Regions from separate parts of the Mus musculus genome. Here region 1 is linked to region 2. A link is a loop called in an ENCODE intact Hi-C map of the cell type or tissue named here. Cell type or tissue: left cerebral cortex. All regions are shown on one strand. Each heading gives the region's core, and the rest is flanking DNA. Links, peaks and the distances in the headings are about the cores only.

Evidence for each region. Hi-C counts contacts between places; a loop is a spot of excess contacts. Peaks named below come from ENCODE experiments on the same cell type or tissue, not always from the same donor. Only the 100,000 strongest peaks of a DNase experiment are listed, where the experiment ranks them.
Region 1: it touches region 2 in a loop (4-fold over the local background); 4 of 42 quality-filtered maps call a loop at or near these places.

What each region holds. Positions count from the first base shown.
Region 1 is chr5:144,075,622-144,088,475 of GRCm38, reverse strand. No RefSeq gene overlaps it. Among named protein-coding and RNA genes, the nearest start is that of Lmtk2, 18 kb to the left of the region's middle. In left cerebral cortex, for the core only: no CTCF peak of the experiment used is centred there; DNase peaks (open chromatin) are centred at 6,275 and 6,807; H3K27ac peaks cover 2,261 bases.
Region 2 is chr5:143,938,648-143,943,647 of GRCm38, reverse strand. It overlaps a transcript of Pms2 not described here. Among named protein-coding and RNA genes, the nearest start is that of Pms2, 31 kb to the right of the region's middle. In left cerebral cortex, for the core only: a CTCF peak has its summit at 2,296 (motif pointing left); DNase peaks (open chromatin) are centred at 302 and 1,955; H3K27ac peaks cover 1,420 bases.

The DNA.
Region 1 (12,854 bases), core at 4,841-9,840, 140 kb before region 2:
CAGAGGCAAGTAGGCAACTATGTCAAAACCGGGAAGGGCAGATGCAAGCTGACATGTAGGCAGATGGGGCAAGGCTCATGCCTGCTGCCACTCAGTACCTGTTGTGTCACCCTCTGGCTCCTACCCAGCCCTGGACCAGTAGGAACTTCAGGAAGTAGAAACTGAACCTACAAGCAAAGCAAGACCTAGAGAGACAGGATCTAGAGTCTTATGTGGTTCACTCCTAGAGAATTTGAGACAAGGTACTCAGGTGACCTCCTAACAAAACAAATACATCCTGGGATATGTGAGGGACAGGAAAAGGACCATTCTTGTACTAGGGTATGGTTTAGTGGTAGAAGACTTACCTAGAATCCCCAGTAAGGGGGTGTGAGCATGTAGAACACTTTCATAATGTTGAGGCCCCCCACCTAGCATAGCTGCAGCCATTTTGTTCCATGCCCACCAGCTATTCCATGTTGTTGCTGTAATATGCCTGCCAGTCACTGACAAAGAAAAATAACTTGACTCAGAGCAAGGTCATGATGCTGAGCACATACCCTGTTATGTTCTGTATATTATGAGGTTTGTTAATTTTTTTAAGATTTATTATATACATATATATATGAGTACACTGTAGTTGTACAGATGGTTGTGAGCCATCACGTGGATGCTGGGAATTGAATATAGGACCTCTGCTCACTCCGGCCCGACTCGCTTCGGCCCAAAGATTTATTTATTATTATATCTAAGTACACTGTAGCTGTCTTCAGACACACCAGAAGAGGTGGGTCAGATCTCATTACGGATGGTTGTGAGCCACCATGTGGTTGCTGGGATTTGAACTCAGGACCTTCAGAAGAGCAGTCAGTGTTCTTAACCACAGAGCCATCTCTCCAGCCCCAGTTTTGTTAATCTTAAGACCTCCCACAACTATAAGCTTCTCATAGGACCCATCAAATTAGAGGTCAATATGAGCTGTTATGTCTAAAGTGGCTTGAGTCAGGGCTAACCACCAGGCAGCACTTCGAGCATCCACAAATGAGCTCACTGTAGCTTTTGCGGTTTTCACTTTTATAAGTGAAATGCCCAGCATACAGCTTTGAACTCTCGAGCCTGAGTCATTGCCCTGGTCCATCAGTCTTTAGATGTGTGTTCAATAAACCATCCCTGTCTGACTGAGATTGGCATTCCTGGGATTTGTGGGGCAACTCCTGGACCCCAATAATAGTGTCCTCCAGTGAGGAAATGGAGATGTACTTCAGTGGTAGGGTAGAACCCTTGCCTTGAATCCTCTAATAAAGAGCTAGGTGCATGGCTCCAAGGGAAAGAGCTTGCCTGGAATCCCCTGGTGAGGGTCCATTTAAGTCTCCTTTTTTCATTTTTGAGACATTTAACGGGTTCTTGCTTCTGGAGAGCCAAAGTTGGCTTCACACAAGAAATTCTCTCTCCTGGTAGGATTGCCGGCATTCACAGTCACACTCAGCCAACACTTGATCCTCTGGTTGCCCTACAGTGCCACCCTCTCTCACCCAAGAGTCCCCATGGTGGTCTCAAGGAAGCCTATGAACTTTGGGGGTGGGGAGGATGTCTCAAGAAAGGAAAGATGTTCTATATTCCTCACAACACAGAGTGGCCAGCCTTAAGAAGTGAGGAAATGACACACCTGTGACCTGCCTGCTGGAGTCAAAGCTCAAATAAACTAACAATAGCTTCGCAGCCACAGTCAGAGCCTGCCTGTGGTTCCTTTTTTTGGGCTCAGAGCCCAGCAGGAAGTTGTGTCTCATCAGCAGCCCCCATCCCTTGTGGCAAGGGCTAAAGGTGACTTTAGGATAAAGGAAGTCCAAGGTGACTTCCTGTACCTCCCATGGCCCCACCTGTTTGTGTCCAAAGGTATTTATTATGGTAGTTCCTGCATCTGCTAACAGGCTGGTCCGGAATGTGTGGTTCTTTCTGTAATGGACTTTCAATGGACTTATTATTTAATAGCACAAGGAGGTGTGGCTATTTCTTCTTATTAAGAAAAAGGTGCTTTGCTTCGGTTTTCTCATCAGTGCAGGGGAAGGGCAGGGATAAAAACCTGAGCCTTGTAACCGGCTAGACATTAGCTTTACCTTTCAGCCAAGCCCCCAGCCTCGCCCTGGGGGATTCTAGGCAAGGGCTCTATCACAGAGCCCAGACCACAAGTGGGATTTCCTCCTCTCTGGTTATAACCTTTGTTTTTGAGACATAGCCTTTGTTTGTTTTTGAGACAGAGTCTCACTACATAGCTCTGGTATGTCCACCTGTCTCTGCCTCCCAAGTACTGGGATTGAAGGTTGGAACTGCCACACCAAGTTGGGTTGGAACCTTTTGGATTCCCCACACAAGTCTGTAATTCTCAGGATGCTCCAATACCTGAGTGTCCCAGGAGCCTTGCAAACATGTCTCCTGCGTTATGTCGTCACTCGACAGAAGAAACTCTCCAAGGTTGGAGCTGCGCCCATTTTCTAGATGCAGGGACTAGGGAATCATCTCAGAGAGTGACGTCTTTTAGGTCATTGTCTGACATACAGGGAGGACTCCTGGGGAGGCTGACCTTCTACCAGTGACATCACTTGAGCTTTGAGCCCTCTGGCTGTCTCCCTACACTGTTTCTGCCTGGGGCAGGGGCAAGGATCATCTCTGCCCAACCTGGGGAAGGGTTAGAGCTCCGTGCACCCAGGCAGGCTGGTTGAGACTTTGAGGATAGACTGGGCAAAGGTGACTGGAACACCAGAAGCTAAACTTAGCCAGATTCACATCTCATTTATTCCCATTTGCTGTCCACGAAGGTGTCAGGCGACAAATGGCATGGCATAGTTGCAACCCGCAGATCTTGCTCACTGTTCCCAAATCCCTTTAAGAATGACCTTTCCAGACAGGCGTGGTGGCGCACGCCTTTAATCCCAGCACTTGGGAGGCAGAGGCAGGTGGATTTCTGAGTTCGAGGCCAGCCTGGTCTACAGAGTGAGTTCCAGGACAACCAGGGCTATACAGAGAAACCCTGTCTCGAGAGGAGAAAAAAAAAAAAAAAGAATGACCTTTCCTGGGCTGGGAAGAAAGGCCAGTGGATAATGATAATAATAATAATAATAATAATAATAATGCATAAGCATTCCGACCTGAGTTCGGATTCCCAGTACCCAGGTGTGGCAGTGCACTTCAGCACCAGGAGACAGAAACAGGAAGATCCAGGGGCTTTCTGGCCAGGCAGTCTAAGACTAATTAGTAAGCTCAGGGTCCCACTGAGAGACCCTGTGTCAAAACCTAAGGTTAAGGAAGGGCTGGAGAGAGGTGGCTGCAGTTAAGAGGACTTGCTGCTCTAGTAAAGGACTGAGGTTTGGTTACCAGCACGCACAGAACAGGCCACACCCTTCAGTAGCTATAGTTCCAGGGGATGAAGGGTATGGTGGTTTGAACAGTGATAGGTTATTTCTCCACCACTGGTGAAATGAGCCATTTCAAGCCAAATTAGATTATACTAAAGGCAGGTTTACTGGGAAGCTTCTCTCAGATGAATTCACTGGCCCCAAGGATTGAAGCCAGAGGAGTCGCCATGGAGAGAGGTGGAGAAGGGGAAGAGAAAGAAAAAGGAACATGCACAGAGAGAAGGGGAGGAGGAGAGGAGGAAGAGGAGGAAGGGGAAGAGGAGGAGGGAGAAGTGGAGAATGAGGAGGAGGAGGACAAGGAAGAGGAGGAGAGAGCAGGAGAGACCAAAATGTCTGGGTTATATAGGGAAGAGCCTCTGGGGGAAGGGCAGCCCAGCTCCTGGGCTGGAAGGTTCAGGGTTGGGGCAGGGTATGCCAGGTAGGGACTGAGGGATGCTGGGAGGACCTGGAGACCAGGTCTGCTTTGATATGTAAAATACGCACCTCACTGCAAAACCAAACAAACAGGTTTGGTCTCCATAGATTCACCTGTTTGAATGCCTGGCCAATGGGTAGTGGCACAATTAGGAGGTGCCACTAAAAGATTAGTGGCCTTTTTGGAGTAGGTGTGGTTTTGTTGGAGGAAGTGTGTCATTGTGGGGGCGGGCTTTAAGGCCTCCTACACTCAAGCTCTGCCCATCTTAGAACAGTTTCCTCCGTGCTGCCTGCAGGCTGCCAGGCCTCCTGCCGTGATGATAATGGACTGAACCTCTGAACTGTAAGCCAGCCCTAACTAAATGTTTGCCTTTATAAGAGTTGCTGTGGTCACAGTGTCTCTTCCTAGCCATGGAAACCCTAACTAAGACAAAGGGCATCAGGCATGCATGGTATACACATATATACATGCAGGCTTTAAAATGGCTAAAAATACATTTAAATGTTAAACACACAGTTAAAATCTTCAAATACATTTAAACACTTATGCACACATTAAAAAAAACTTAGATAAACAGCAATTGAGGAAGACTCTCAACAACTACCTCTGGCTCTTGTTCACACACACATGTAACACACAGGCACACACTTGTGACATTCCTCTACTGCAACAGTTGAAAAATGGAAAATGTAAACTGAACTCGGTGGCCCACACCTGTCATCATCCCAGCACTCAGGAGGTGGGAACAGGAAGATTGCAAAGTTCAAGGCTAGCCTTGGCTACAAATTCAAAGTTAGCGTAGGCTACAGAGGGCCCTCAAACAAAACCTCATAACACAGAAAAGAAGACTCATGTAGATATGACACATGACCAGACAAGGAAGGACTATGTCAACAAGAGAAAATGCCTTACCATGTTAAGTAGAATGCAGCATGAGCCCATACGCATATGCATATTCATGTCCAGATCATGCATATTCATGAGGACTGGAAGGCACTTCTCAAAGCAGTGTTTGGTTTGGTTTGGTTCTTTTCCTAAACAGTAGGACTATGGATGCTTCTGTTCTATTTTCTCTTTATTTTTTTCATTCTTTTATTAATGAACCTGGATCATTGTATAGGTCAAAAGGAAGGTTTCTATACAGGCAGGTGTGTGTACGTGAGTGGAAGTGTGTTGGTTTTTGGGTTTTTTTTTTTTTTTTTTTGGTTTTTCGAGACAGGGTTTCTCTGTATAGCCCTGGCTGTCCTGAAACTCACTTTGTAGACCAGGCTGGCCTCGAACTCAGAAATCCGCCTGCCTCTGCCTCCTGAGTGCTGGGATCAAAGGCGTGCGCCACCACCGCCTGGTGGAAGTGTATTTTATGACCTTTTTTTTTTTTTTTGTGGGAATAGCTAGGTTTATTACTAATGTACCATTGATAGATGTAAGACCCAATGTCCCCTGCCTCAACAGGGAATTTGGAAAAACATTAACAAACAGAGCATCTGTTAGATATGCTAGGGAGTCAGAAATCCTGCGACAGAAATCTCTGCTTTGGTACCCAGGAGAGAGTGTGAGACTCTTCAAGGCTTCCAACACTTTGGGAAGCCCAGGATCATTTTGAGAGGACCCCTTGGAGTTCTTCTGACTGGTGGTCCCTCTTGATGTACAGCGGGGACAGCACATTCTCCAACTCTTGTAGCCCTTAGAAAACTGCTTGCACCTCGTCTCATTTTGACGCTGCTTAAAGAACCAGTATCTGATGACTCCCTTTGGTCAGTTTGAGTTTCTCAGCCAAGGCCTGCAGAGTTCCCTCCTTAGGGTTTGAGTCTGTCTCCGAGTGCTTTCTTAGCTTCTGGAACTGCTCAGAGGTGAACTCAGAGAACTTCTATTCATGCAGGACAGATTCTGAGTTGTCTTCATCTCAGTTTCTTCCATCATGGCCGCAGCTCACTTGAGTTCCCTCTTTCAGTTTTCCCTATTTTATTTTTAATTAAGTGTGTGTGTATGTGTGTGTGTGTGTGTGTGTGTGTGTGTGTGTGTGTGTGTGTGTGTGCACATGAGTGCAGATACCCATCAAATCCAGAAGAGGGCGTCAGGTCCCCAGGAGCTTTAGGCTCTTGAGAGCTGCCTGGCATGGGTGCTGAGAACTGAACAGGGGTCCTCTGCAAAAGCAAGACATGCCCTTTCCTGAGAAAAGAACCTCTCTAGCCCCATCATTTTGTTTTGAAGCTGGTTGACTTTACAGAGGAGATTTGTTTTTCATTGTCCCCTCCCCCTGCAAGAACAGAGGCTCTGTCACCAACATGCTGTCAGGACTAGGAAGCTCAGATTCTTAAAAGTATGCTTTTGATCACAAAAACCAATCCAGATGGCACCAAAGCAGTATTATTCATTTTTGCCATCTCTATTCATGGCCAAGCCAGGCCATGTTTTCTTTCACGTCTTGGCCCCAATTGCCTGATTATTCACTGCTGTTCACAAGAACTCACTTGCTAGATCTGCTGCCTGTTGGGAAGTGTTAAAAAAAAAATAAAGTGCCATTTTTAGAGAGATAATTGAATCGGCCGAGGGAGGCAGGGGTGTTTTATTTTTGGTGGGCATGGTTAGCTGCATTCCACTGAAACTCTTAGTTTCGATTCTTGAAGGATTGTTAGCATTTGCTCATCACTCAGTCTCATCGTTTCAATCCTGTTTCTGAGCAAGGGAGAGATAGATGCCCAGAAGAGAGGTTCTATGTGCCCTATTATTTTTTTTTTAAAGATTTATTTATTATTATATGTAAGTACACTGTAGCTGTCTTCAGACACACCAGAAGAGGGAGTCAGATCTTGTTATGGATGGTTGTGAGCCACCATGTGGTTGCTGGGATTTGAACTCTGGACCTTCAGAAGAGCAGTCGGGTGCTCTTACCCACTGAGCCATCTCACCAGCCCCCCTATGTGCCCTATTTTTATTCGAGTCTCTGTGGGTAGGTCTAAGCCTGTCTCAAGGAATCGGCAGCTACCACAGGGGTGGCTTCTTTGGAGATCAGGAATCTAGGTGATTTCAGTGGCACACACTTGAAATTCCAGAAGCTTGGAGGCTGAAGGGAGAGGATTTCCCATTCAAGAGCAAGCCAGCTTGAGCTATACTCCCATCTGAAAAAAATGAAACGGAAACAAGCAAACAAAGACACCATAGAGCACCCACCTAGCATGAACGACACCTTTCATTTGATCACCAACACCATGAAAGAGAAAGTGAATGAAAGAGGAAGGGATGGAGGAAGAAAGCAAGTGGGCAGGAGCGGATGGAGGGAAGAAAGGAAGAAGTGAGGAAGGAGGGAGGAGAGGGAGGAGGATGGAGGGAGAGAGAAGGGAAGGAGGGAAGGAAGGGAGAAAGGGGGCAGGAAGAGAAGGAAGGAGAGAGGAGGATGAGAAGGGAAAGGAAGGAAAAACAGGAGGACAGAGGGACGAGGAGGAGGGAGGAAGAGGGAGGAGGAGGGAGGAGGAGGAGGGAGGGGGAGGTAGGAAGAAGGGAAAGAGAAGGGAAGAAAGAAGGAAAAGAGGAGGTAGGGGAGGAGGGAGAATAAATCTACATAATTCTGTAGTACCTAACAAGTCAGGGACAACAGCTGGAGGGTGGGGGTGGGGAAATCTAGGTCTCCAGAGCTAATTAGCCAGCTTGCTCACACCCATAGAGCAGGCAGCAGCTCTTTCATAGCAGAAGAGTCAGGGACAGAGTTTGTTATTTTTCTCTGTATCGATTATAATTATCAGTGAATTGCTGAAGAGATGAGATGCTTGGGCAATGTGTCACTTGGCTTGAAGCCTCCTAATAAGATCCAACAGAATCTTAGAAAACATGAGGGCTCTGAGCAAACACGTTGTTGTTGTTGTTGTTGTTGTTGTTGTTGTTATATCATTTGAACCTCTTTTGTTTAAGACAAGATCATTTTTTTCAAAATTGTGTGAGTGTGTGCATGTCTGTCTGTATGTGTGTCGGGGGTGTGGGTGTAGGTGTGCATATGTGTATCTGTGCACGTGTATATGTGTGGGTGTGTGTATGTGTGTCTGTATGCCTGCACACATACATGCATGCCCTGTAGGCCCTGTTTGCATCTCACCCTTCACCTTGTTGAGGAAGGGTCTTTCTTGCCATTTCAGCAGCTCTGTATACTGCAGACTAGGGTATTCATAAGCTTCCAGGTGATTCTGTCTCCACCTAGCATCTCTCCATAGGAATGCTAGGGTGACACAGATGTGTGCATTTAGTTTTAACTTTCTTTTATTATTATTTTTGTTGTTGTTGTTGTTAATTTGGTTTTGATGCAAGTTCTGGAGACCAAACTCAGGCTTTCAAAAAACTTTTCACCCTCTCCGTTTGAATGGGAATGGCCTCATAGGGTCATACATTTGCAAGCTCAGTTTCCATTTGAGAACTGTTTGGGAAGGGTTAGGAGGTGCGACCTTGTTTAAGCAGGTGTTTGAGGTTTCCAAAGCACTGAGCAGGCAGTGATTCTCTGACTGCTGCCTACAGATGAGGATGGTCATGTAGCTGCACATGTATGTGTGGTGCATGTCCATGTGTTTTTATGTGTGCAGTGACCAGAGGTTAGCCTTGGGTGTTATCCTTTGAGAGTTACCTTGTTTTTTTATTTTTATTTATTTATTTTTATTTTTTATTTTTCCTTTGTTTGTTTGTTTGCTTGTTTGTTTTGAGACAGTTTTACTGTTAGTTTTGTCTGGCCTTGAATTCATATTATAGCCCAGGCTGGCTTTAACTCATACCAACTTTCTTTTTATTCCGGCCTCCCATGTGCTGGGATTATAGGCATGTGTCACCACACCCAGTCATAAAAATATGTCTGAGACAACCTCAATGGCTTTCTTCTGTTCTTCCTTTTGCTCTTCTTCCCTCTTTTCCTCCTCCTCCCTCTCCTCCTCCTCTCCTCTCCTCCTCCTTCTCCTCCTCTTCCTCCTCTTCCCCTTCTCCTTCTCTTTTTCCTCCTTCTCTTCCTCCTCCCACCTCCATCCCCCTTCTTCTTTTGTGGATAATGTTAGAAATTGAACCTAGGGCTTCACCCAGGCTTGGCAAGTGCTCAGTCACTGACTTACAGTCCTGGCCCTCACCTTGTTTTTTGAGATAAGGTCTCTCAGTAGCCTGGCACTCTTGAAATTGGCTAAACTGGCTGACCAGTGAGTTCCCGGGGATCCCTATGTCTGTACCTCCCAGGCCATGACAGGCATGCACCACCACACCCAGGTCTTTTTACAGGAGATCTAGGAATCAAACTCAGTGCCTAGCACTTATAAGGCTAGCGCTTTCCCAACTGAGCTCTCTCTCCAGTTCCAAACATACATTTTAACAATGGAAACTAGGCTATACAAAAAAGTCCCACGACTCCTAACTCTTGGCCACAAAATCTGCTTCTAGGAAGCACCTCTAGAAAACTTAAAAACACAGCATTGGTGGGCAAGATGACTCGGTTGGCAATCAAGCCCAACAATCCGAGTTCAGTCCCTAGGACTCACATGGTAGGAGAGAACCGATTTCCAAAAGTCATCCTCTAACCTACACACACACACACACACACACACACACACACACACACACAATCAATTAATCCGTCAATCAATAAGCAAATAAATGTTATTTTAATAGTAAGAAAACAGCAACATCAAACCCTGGTGCATCAGTATGAGTCAGTCCTCAGAAACCATTGACTCCAAAGTCTTCACTGGCTGTTTTCCAGTTGCTTTGTTTTGTGGCAGTGTTTCACTTGTATCACTCAGACTGGCTTAGAATTTACCATGTAGTCCAGACTGGCCTTGAACTTGCCATCTTCTTGTCTCAGCCTCACCAGAGTTAAAATTACAGCTATGTGCCATTGCAACCTGCCAAAGCCTTAACTTTATAGATGAGAAAACTATATTGAATCCACACTCTGTTATGAGAAAGCCAGTTCTTTTGACCTGGCCTTGAAAGTTGGCTACAGCTGCTTAACTTATCCTCTTGGTGATGATAATAATAATAATAATAATAATAATAATAATAATAACTAATTTAGGGGGAGAGTTATATGGAACGGTTTTTGCTGGGTCAGGAGCAGTTGCCGCATGTTCGAATGGACTGGCAAATGGCAAGAGGCACTACATAGATAAATTAAATCCAAAGTAATAAGCAATATAAAGCATACAGAGTGTAGCTGATTAAGTCATAATTTCAGCCACAATCTATCAGGGATGTCCTCTATACAAAGAGAAAGCAGAAGCTCCATCCAACAAACAGTCATCTGGGATTCTGGCTTGGAAAACTGTTAGGAAGGCTGGGGTACACATAGTAGGCAATGATCATTTTTTTCTGCCTATCCAATAACATCACAGAAGCCTGATGATGATATTTCCCTGCACCTTTGCAGCTAAGACTTATTTTCCTTGCCTTCCTTGAGCTAGGGACCATTTCTCTGTCTCCCTTGCAGCTAGGGACCATTTCTCTGCCTCCCTTGCAGCTAGAGACCATTTCTCTGGCTCTCTTTCAGCTAGGGATGATCTTTCCTACCTCCCTCACAGCTTGGATTTTGCTATGTGGCAACCTGAAGCTGAGAGAAAGAAAAGTGAGTGCCAGGCATGTCCAGATTGAAAGAGGTTGGCTAGGACTCCATCCAGTGCCTAGAGAGAAACAATTAGCCAGTCTGCCATTTGCTTCAGTGGCAGTGGCTTTGTTGAACTAATTTTTATGTGCTTTGAGATCTGCTTCTTTCTGAGTAGACTCTGAGCCAGATTCTCCAGCTCTTTTTGAGATATATTACCCAGTACTCTTTAACACATTCTTCTTTTGCTCAAACCAGTTAAAATTAGTTCTGTGGTTACAACTAAGAATTTAGACTGATTCACCAGACTACTTGATGTCAGTTAGTCTTAAGTTCAGCTGTGAAGATTTGGAACACCCTCCACCCCCATCCCTGCCAAATAAGACTGTCTTAAATAAGAAAGTCTATCTTTTCTCACTTAAAAACCTCGATGAGCAGTTTTGGGTAGGCTGGCAGCACAAAGACCTCAGGTGTCTTTTCTGGATGCCTGTTCTGCCATCCCTTAGGTGTGACATTGTCCCCATGGTCCAAGATGACAACTTGAACTCCAGTCATCATGTTCACACTTTAAGGCTTGTCTTGATTTGTCTTGTTATAAATGTATCAGGCTGTGGTAGCACACACTTATAATACCAGCACTTGGGAAGCTAAGGCAGGAAGATTGAAAGTGTGAGACCAACTTCTACATAGTGAGATGGTAAAAATTATCATTTTTTTTGAGTGAAGGATTCACTGTAGCCCAGACTGACATAAAATGTGCAGCAATATTCCTACTTCAGCTGAAATTACAGATGCTTGGCTGAGCCTTGAAGACCATTCTGTTTCAATCTTCCAAGTGCTGGGATTTACGAGTGTGTGCCATTATGGGCAGCTGACAGCTATCTTTCCGTACATGCATTGCTGTGTGTATGTGTGCACATGCCTATGCCTGAGCACATGAAAACCAAAGGTCAAAGTTAGGTGTCTTCCACAATTGCCCTCTACCTTATTTTTATGTTAGAGATTTATTTCATGAAGTTGGAGAGATGTTTCAGCAGTCATGTGATCTTCTGGGTTCAAACTCCAGCACCCATGTGGTGGCTTACAGCCATCTGTAACTGCCAGAAGACATCAGATCCCTGGAGTTAGAGTGCAGGTAGTTGTGAGCCACCCAATGTGGGTGCTGTGCTTTGAACTTAGATCCTCTGCAAGAGCAATATGTACTTTTAGCCAGTGGATCATCTGTCATATGCACAACATTCAGCTATTAGGTGGGTACTGAAGATTCAAATTTAGGCCTTCATCATATCTGTGGGAACTTGCTTTGTGGAGCAGGCTAGCCTAGAACTTAGATACCTGCCTGCCTCTCCAGTGCTAGGATTAACCATGTATGCTAGCATGCCTGGCCAAATCCTTTCTTCCTTTAATTGCCCTTCTCAGGTATTTTGTCACAGCAATGAATACATTGGCAAGTAGACTCATTTAATTCAGAGCAAAGATTTTGACATCTTAGACCCTGGTTGGAGTATAGAGCCCCAGACATTTACAAAAGTCAAGCCAAAGACATTACTAATGGATTGAATTGAAGTAATGAAGACATCACTAACTGAAGGCTGCTGTCCTAGTTTTCTGTATGCATGAATGAATTCACTTATGAGCTCAAAACTAAGTGGACTGTTAAAGGGTGGAACGTTGTTGGAAGAAGTAAGTCATTAGATGGGAATGCCTTTAAAAGATTCTCCTCCTTCCTTCCACCCTTCTTTTCTTTCTTTCTTTCTTTCTTTCTTTCTTTCTTTCTTTCTTTCTTTCCTTCTTTCTTTCTTTCCTTCTTTCTTACTTTCTTCCTTTCTTCCTTCCTTCCTTCCTTTCTTTCTTTTTCTTTCTTTCTTTCTTTCTTTCTTTCTTTCTTCCTTCCTTCCTTTTTTTTTTTTTTTTTTAAAAAACCTTATATTTATATGAGTACACTGTAGCTGTCTTCACATACACCAGAAGAGGGCATCAGATCTCATTACAGATGGTTGTGAGCCACCATGTGGTTGCTGGGAATTGAACTCAGGACCTCGGGACAAACAGTCAGTGCTTTTTTTTTTGTTTTGTTTTTTGTTTTTTGTTTTTTTTTCGAGACAGGGTTTCTCTGTGTAGCCTTGGCTGTCCTGGAACTCACACTATAGACCAGGCTGACCTCGAACTCAGAAATATGCCTGCCTCTGCTTCCCAAGTGCTGGGAACAGTCAGTGCTCTTAACTGCTGAGCCATCTCTCCAGCCCCATACTTCTTTTCTTGAGACTCCCACTCATATGTCCCAGGATAGCCTCAAATTTGTTATGTAGCCAAGGATAACCTTGAAGTTTTGACCTTCCTATCTTTGCATCTCAGTGCTGGGATTGTAGAAGTGAACTAACACTCTACTCCTGGATAGATGGTGCTGAGGACTGAACTCAGGTCCTAATCCTCTTAGGTCATAGCTGCCTTCCTCTTTCAAAGCAACCAGGTCCATCCCCTTTCCACCCATTACTCT
Region 2 (5,000 bases), core at 1-5,000:
GGAAGGTGGGGGTTGCACGGAAAGGGAGTTCTCTCAGAAAACTGGGCCCTAACACACTGTTGAGGGTGGATCCCCAGGCCCCCTCAGTGGAGGATCAACCCTCTCTCGCCATCCCTGTACCTCTGCAGCTCGTGCCCGCTGCCCAGCTGCCCTCTGAATCCACGTGCTCCGTGTATTTGCCTTAAATGTCTCTTACCATTTATGGACACCATGGCATTAGTAACTCTGCAGCGGAGATTTCTAGAACAGCACTTCAGACTTCACAGGCTTTGAGAGTGGGAGCTGAAACTGGCACAGTCTCAGAGGACAAATCTGTTCTCACAATCAGTTTAAAAATACTCACTTCCCCTCAGCCCAGCAACCCAGATGGTTTTTGTGAAACCCCCATAATGGGATGCATGCAGCCAGGAAAAAGAGAGGCTCTGCGGGGATGGGGATGGCTTAGTTAGTAAAAAAAATAAAGGAATAAAAGAGATAGAGAAACTGTGTTCAGATAAAGCATGAGGGATTTAACATACATCTATCTGTGTGCAATGCACGCAGAGAATACACAGATCACCACTGAACGCCACCCGTGTGATGTGTAAACACAGGACACCTCCGGGGCTACACATAAAGCCAGCTCCAGGGATTCGCAGGCACCTGATGCAGTCACCGCGTTACTACATGGAGTGACAAGTTGGCCTCTGCATCGTCCTGTTCTCTCCAGGTTTGGTCCTGTGCTAACACTGCCCTTTGCATTGAGTTTTTTTCTTTTTCAGAAGTAGCATCTTATTATGTAGACTCAGGGTGTCCTCCTGCCTCAGCTTCCCAAGTACTGGGATTCCATGATATCATCCTAACTATGCTAACTTTCTTTCTTTCTTTTTAAATTGTTTTTTTGAGACAGTGTCTCAGTATGTAGCCTGGCTGTCCTAAAACTGGTTCTGTAGATCAGGCTGGCTTTAAACTCACAGAGACCTCCTGGCCTCTGCCTCCCAAGTACTGGGATTAAAGGCGTGTGCTACCACACCTAACTTGACTTACTTTTATAAGAATTGTCTATCTAGAGGGCTAGAAAGATGGTTCAACAGTTAGAGCATGAGTGCCGTTTCCAGCATCCATACCAGCAGCTCCCAATTGTATGTGACTGCAGCTCTAGAGTATCCGTTATCTTCCTGTAGCCTCTGAGACCGCCTCAAGTCAACAGCCATAACAACACACAGACACGAGACACACACACACACACACACACACACACACACACACACACATACTTTAAAAAATAAAAATGAATTCTTTAAAAATAGTGCAGGGAGCGGGGCTGGAGAGATGGTTCAGTGGTTAGGAGCACTAACTGAGTTCAAAGCCCAGCAACCACATGGGTGGCTCACACCATCTGCAATGTGATCTGACGCACACTTTTGGTGTGTCTGAAGACAGCTACAGTGCACTTATATACAATAAATAAATAAATCTTTTTAAAAAATGTTTATTTTATTTAATTTTATTTATATGAGTACATTGTACATCTCTCCAGCCCCATAAATAAATCTTTAAAAAAAAAAAGTGCAGAGCGCCGACCTGTGATTAATTCTACAATTAATCCCTGACAGCTCTTACACACGACAATACTTTACCTCGTACTTCAATCCGTCAGCCCAAATGTAAGTGCCTTGTCCATGCATCAGTCCTTCTGAAAACATACCCTAGGAGAGAAATAATCGTGACCTCTCAGATGGGAGCCGTGGACAGTGGGGATCTAGACAGTGGCTCCCCTCCTAGACTGGAACCCCGCCCACCCGCCCGCCCCGCCCCTTTACCTGCAGGAATGTGCTGGCTGGCTGGCGGCAGCTGCCGCAGTGTGGTGCCCACTCTGAGCCTGCACCACACACACACACACAGTGAGCCATTCTGAGCCAAAAAAGATCCAAGGAGGAGTTTACAACTTCCCCAAAACCTAGACCTGATAACCACAGTCAGTCTCCTAAGGAAGTCACTGGAAAATCTCTGAACTACAGGCGAAAAGAATTCAAACCCTTTTGATTTTTCACTTCGAGCTTTCAAGATTTGGGGCTGAGAAGAAAGCTCAGTGGGAGAGACGCCTGACTAGCACGGACAAGGCCCATTTCCTACGCTGTAAAACCAAACACAACCATTAGACACGGCACATTTGTGAGCCTCGCACTTTGTTTTCTCTTATTGGAAATCATCATCGCGCATATGCACATAACTGTGTGCAGACAGATACACACATGTATAGCTATGTATGAGCATGTGGAGAACTTCAGCTCCAGGGGACCCAATACCCCCTTCTGGTCTCCATGGGCATCTGCACACACATGGAACACGGACATACACATAAGACCTAGAAATCTTTAAATTTTATTTTTTTACATAAGCACATGTTTCTGGTAATCATGAATGAATGAATGAATGAATGAATGAATATCTTAATTGTGGCCTACAAGTAAAGGGAAAACAACCCTTAAAAAAATCCAACAATTATGGAACAGTTGCATCTAGCAATTTTTGAGCATTACACAGGATCACTGTCAGGTAAGCCAGGGAGCTATCATTTCATGGCTGCCAAGCTTCATTTTATGATGGTCAGAAAGTTCTGGGCTGTCAGGGGTGACGGGATGTTTAAGACCACTAGACTGTCCACTTAAAAAGATTAACAAATGTTGTGTATGCTTCACAACACATCAAAAAATTTTTTTTTGGTTTTTTTTTTTGGTTTTTTTGAGACAGGGTTTCTCTGTGTAGCCCTGGCTGTCCTGGAACTCACTTTGTAGACCAAGCTGGCCTCGAACTCAGAAATCTGCCTGCCTCTGCCTCCCGAGTGCTGGGATTAAAGGCGTGTGCCACCACTGCCTGGCCACATCAAAAATTTTAAGACTTATCTTGTATTTTGGTGTGGGTTCTACAGTGATGAAAATCATATAATAATACATAATAAATTTATAACTGAAAACAATTCTAACTGCAATCTAGTGTTATGCGACTAATATATAAAATATTGATGTATCTATTTAAAGAGTGAGAAGAAACAGTGTTAGCTGAGAACGTTTATCACAAAACAATAGTGAAACTGAGATTTTGCCCTTTTTGGTTTGTTTGTTTTTATTCTTTGCAGTGGCAGGGATGGACTCAGGGATTTCTGCACGTTAGGCAAGTGATCTGCCATGGGGCCACACCCTCAGCCCCGAGACTCTGCTCATCATTCTTGGCCTGAGTTTCATCTCTGTTGCTATGCTGAAGCACTCTGACCAAAAGCAGTGATTTGGCTTACACTTCCAGCTCACAGTCCGTCACTGAGGGACACTGGGACAGTAACTCAAGCAGGCACTTGAGGCAGAAACCATGAAGGAACGCTGCTTGCTGTCTTTTCTTTATCTAGCTTTCTTGATCAGCATAGCACCACCCGCCTAGGGAATAGCACCACCTACAGTGGACTGGACCCTTCTATAGCAACAACACAATCCCCCACGTGTGTGCTTATAGGCCAAACTGATCTGAGTGATCCTTCAATTGAGACTCCCTTCTTAGGTAATATGTCGAGTTGACAGTTCAAACTAACTTAGGGCAGCCTCTGTGTTAAACCAGTAGACAGAATCAAATACCTATAGAATATATTTGGGGGAAAGAAGTCAGATTGTTACTGACATTGACTATGTAGCCAGGACTGAAACAGTTGCACGTGGACTAGACCTGCAGTTTTTTAAAAAGACCATCTCTCCCTAAAACATACAGTCTAATGACTATTTGCATATAATTTGTATTTCATTTACATGCCATTTGCATATCATTTGCTTTATATTCAGTACTGTAAGTTGTGTAGCAATGACAATGAATATGCAGGGTGTGCATACTGATGGTAGAACACTTGGATAACATTCTCAAGGCCCTGGATTCAATCCTCAGCACCACAAGAAAACAAATAACAACACAGTATATGGGAAGATGCCCACTAGGTTCTATTTCTTTAAGATATGTGTGTGTGTGTGTGTGTGTGATGTGTGATGTGAGTGCAGCCCTGGAAAAGGCAAGAAGAGGGCATCATACCCCCTGGATCTGGAGCCAAAGGCACTTGTGAAATGCCACTCTGGTGCTGTGAACCAAACACTGGTCCTCTTTCTTCTACAAGAGCAGCAAACCCTGGCGAGCCATCTCTCTAGCCCCAGTGATATGTGTAGGTTCTTTGCAAACCCTGAAGCATTTTGTGTGGAGGACTTAAGCATCCAAGTTTGGTATCTCATCTGTGGTGACTGTATTTACTTAGTGATGAATCTATGGCTTGACAATAGTTAAAAATCAGGAAAAGAAAGATTGAAATCTAAAATAAGCACTTCAGTTATACTGAGTTACACTTCACCTTAAGTAGATAGTTGGGGTTCAGGATAAAATCAGTGTGCAGTACTTCTAAAAGTCTTAGAGGAGCCCAGCTCTCGGGAGGCAGAGGCAGGCAGATTTCTGAGTTTGAGGCCAGCCTGTTCTACAGAGTGAGTTCCAGGACAGCCAGGGCTACACAGAGAAACCCTGTCTCAAAAAACAAAACAAAACAAAAAAGTTTTAGAGGAATCTGTGGCATTCGCTCAAGCCTTGGGAATGGAAGACTTTCAGTCTATTCCTTTCTTCCAGCCCTGTTGGCTCCAATAATTGTGACTTACGTGGTAGGTGTTTCCGCCTTGAAAGACAGCAAAGCCTTCTCCCTCATACAGTCCACGGACTTTCTCCCCTTCATAGCTACAAAGAAATAGCATTCAAACTCATGAAGGGTGTGGATGTTACAGTATACAGATTCCCATGGCATGTACACCTCTTAGTGTGATCTGAGGGGCTTGGTAGGTACAGAATTTCTGTCTGGGAAGAGGGTCAGAACTCAAATGCTAGCTGTGAGACACTAGGAATGCATTTAACACCCTGAACTATACATTTTGTTTTATTTCAATCTGTGTGTGTGTGGGTGTGTGGGGGTGTACACATACAAGTGATCTGGAATCATCTGCTCTTCCACC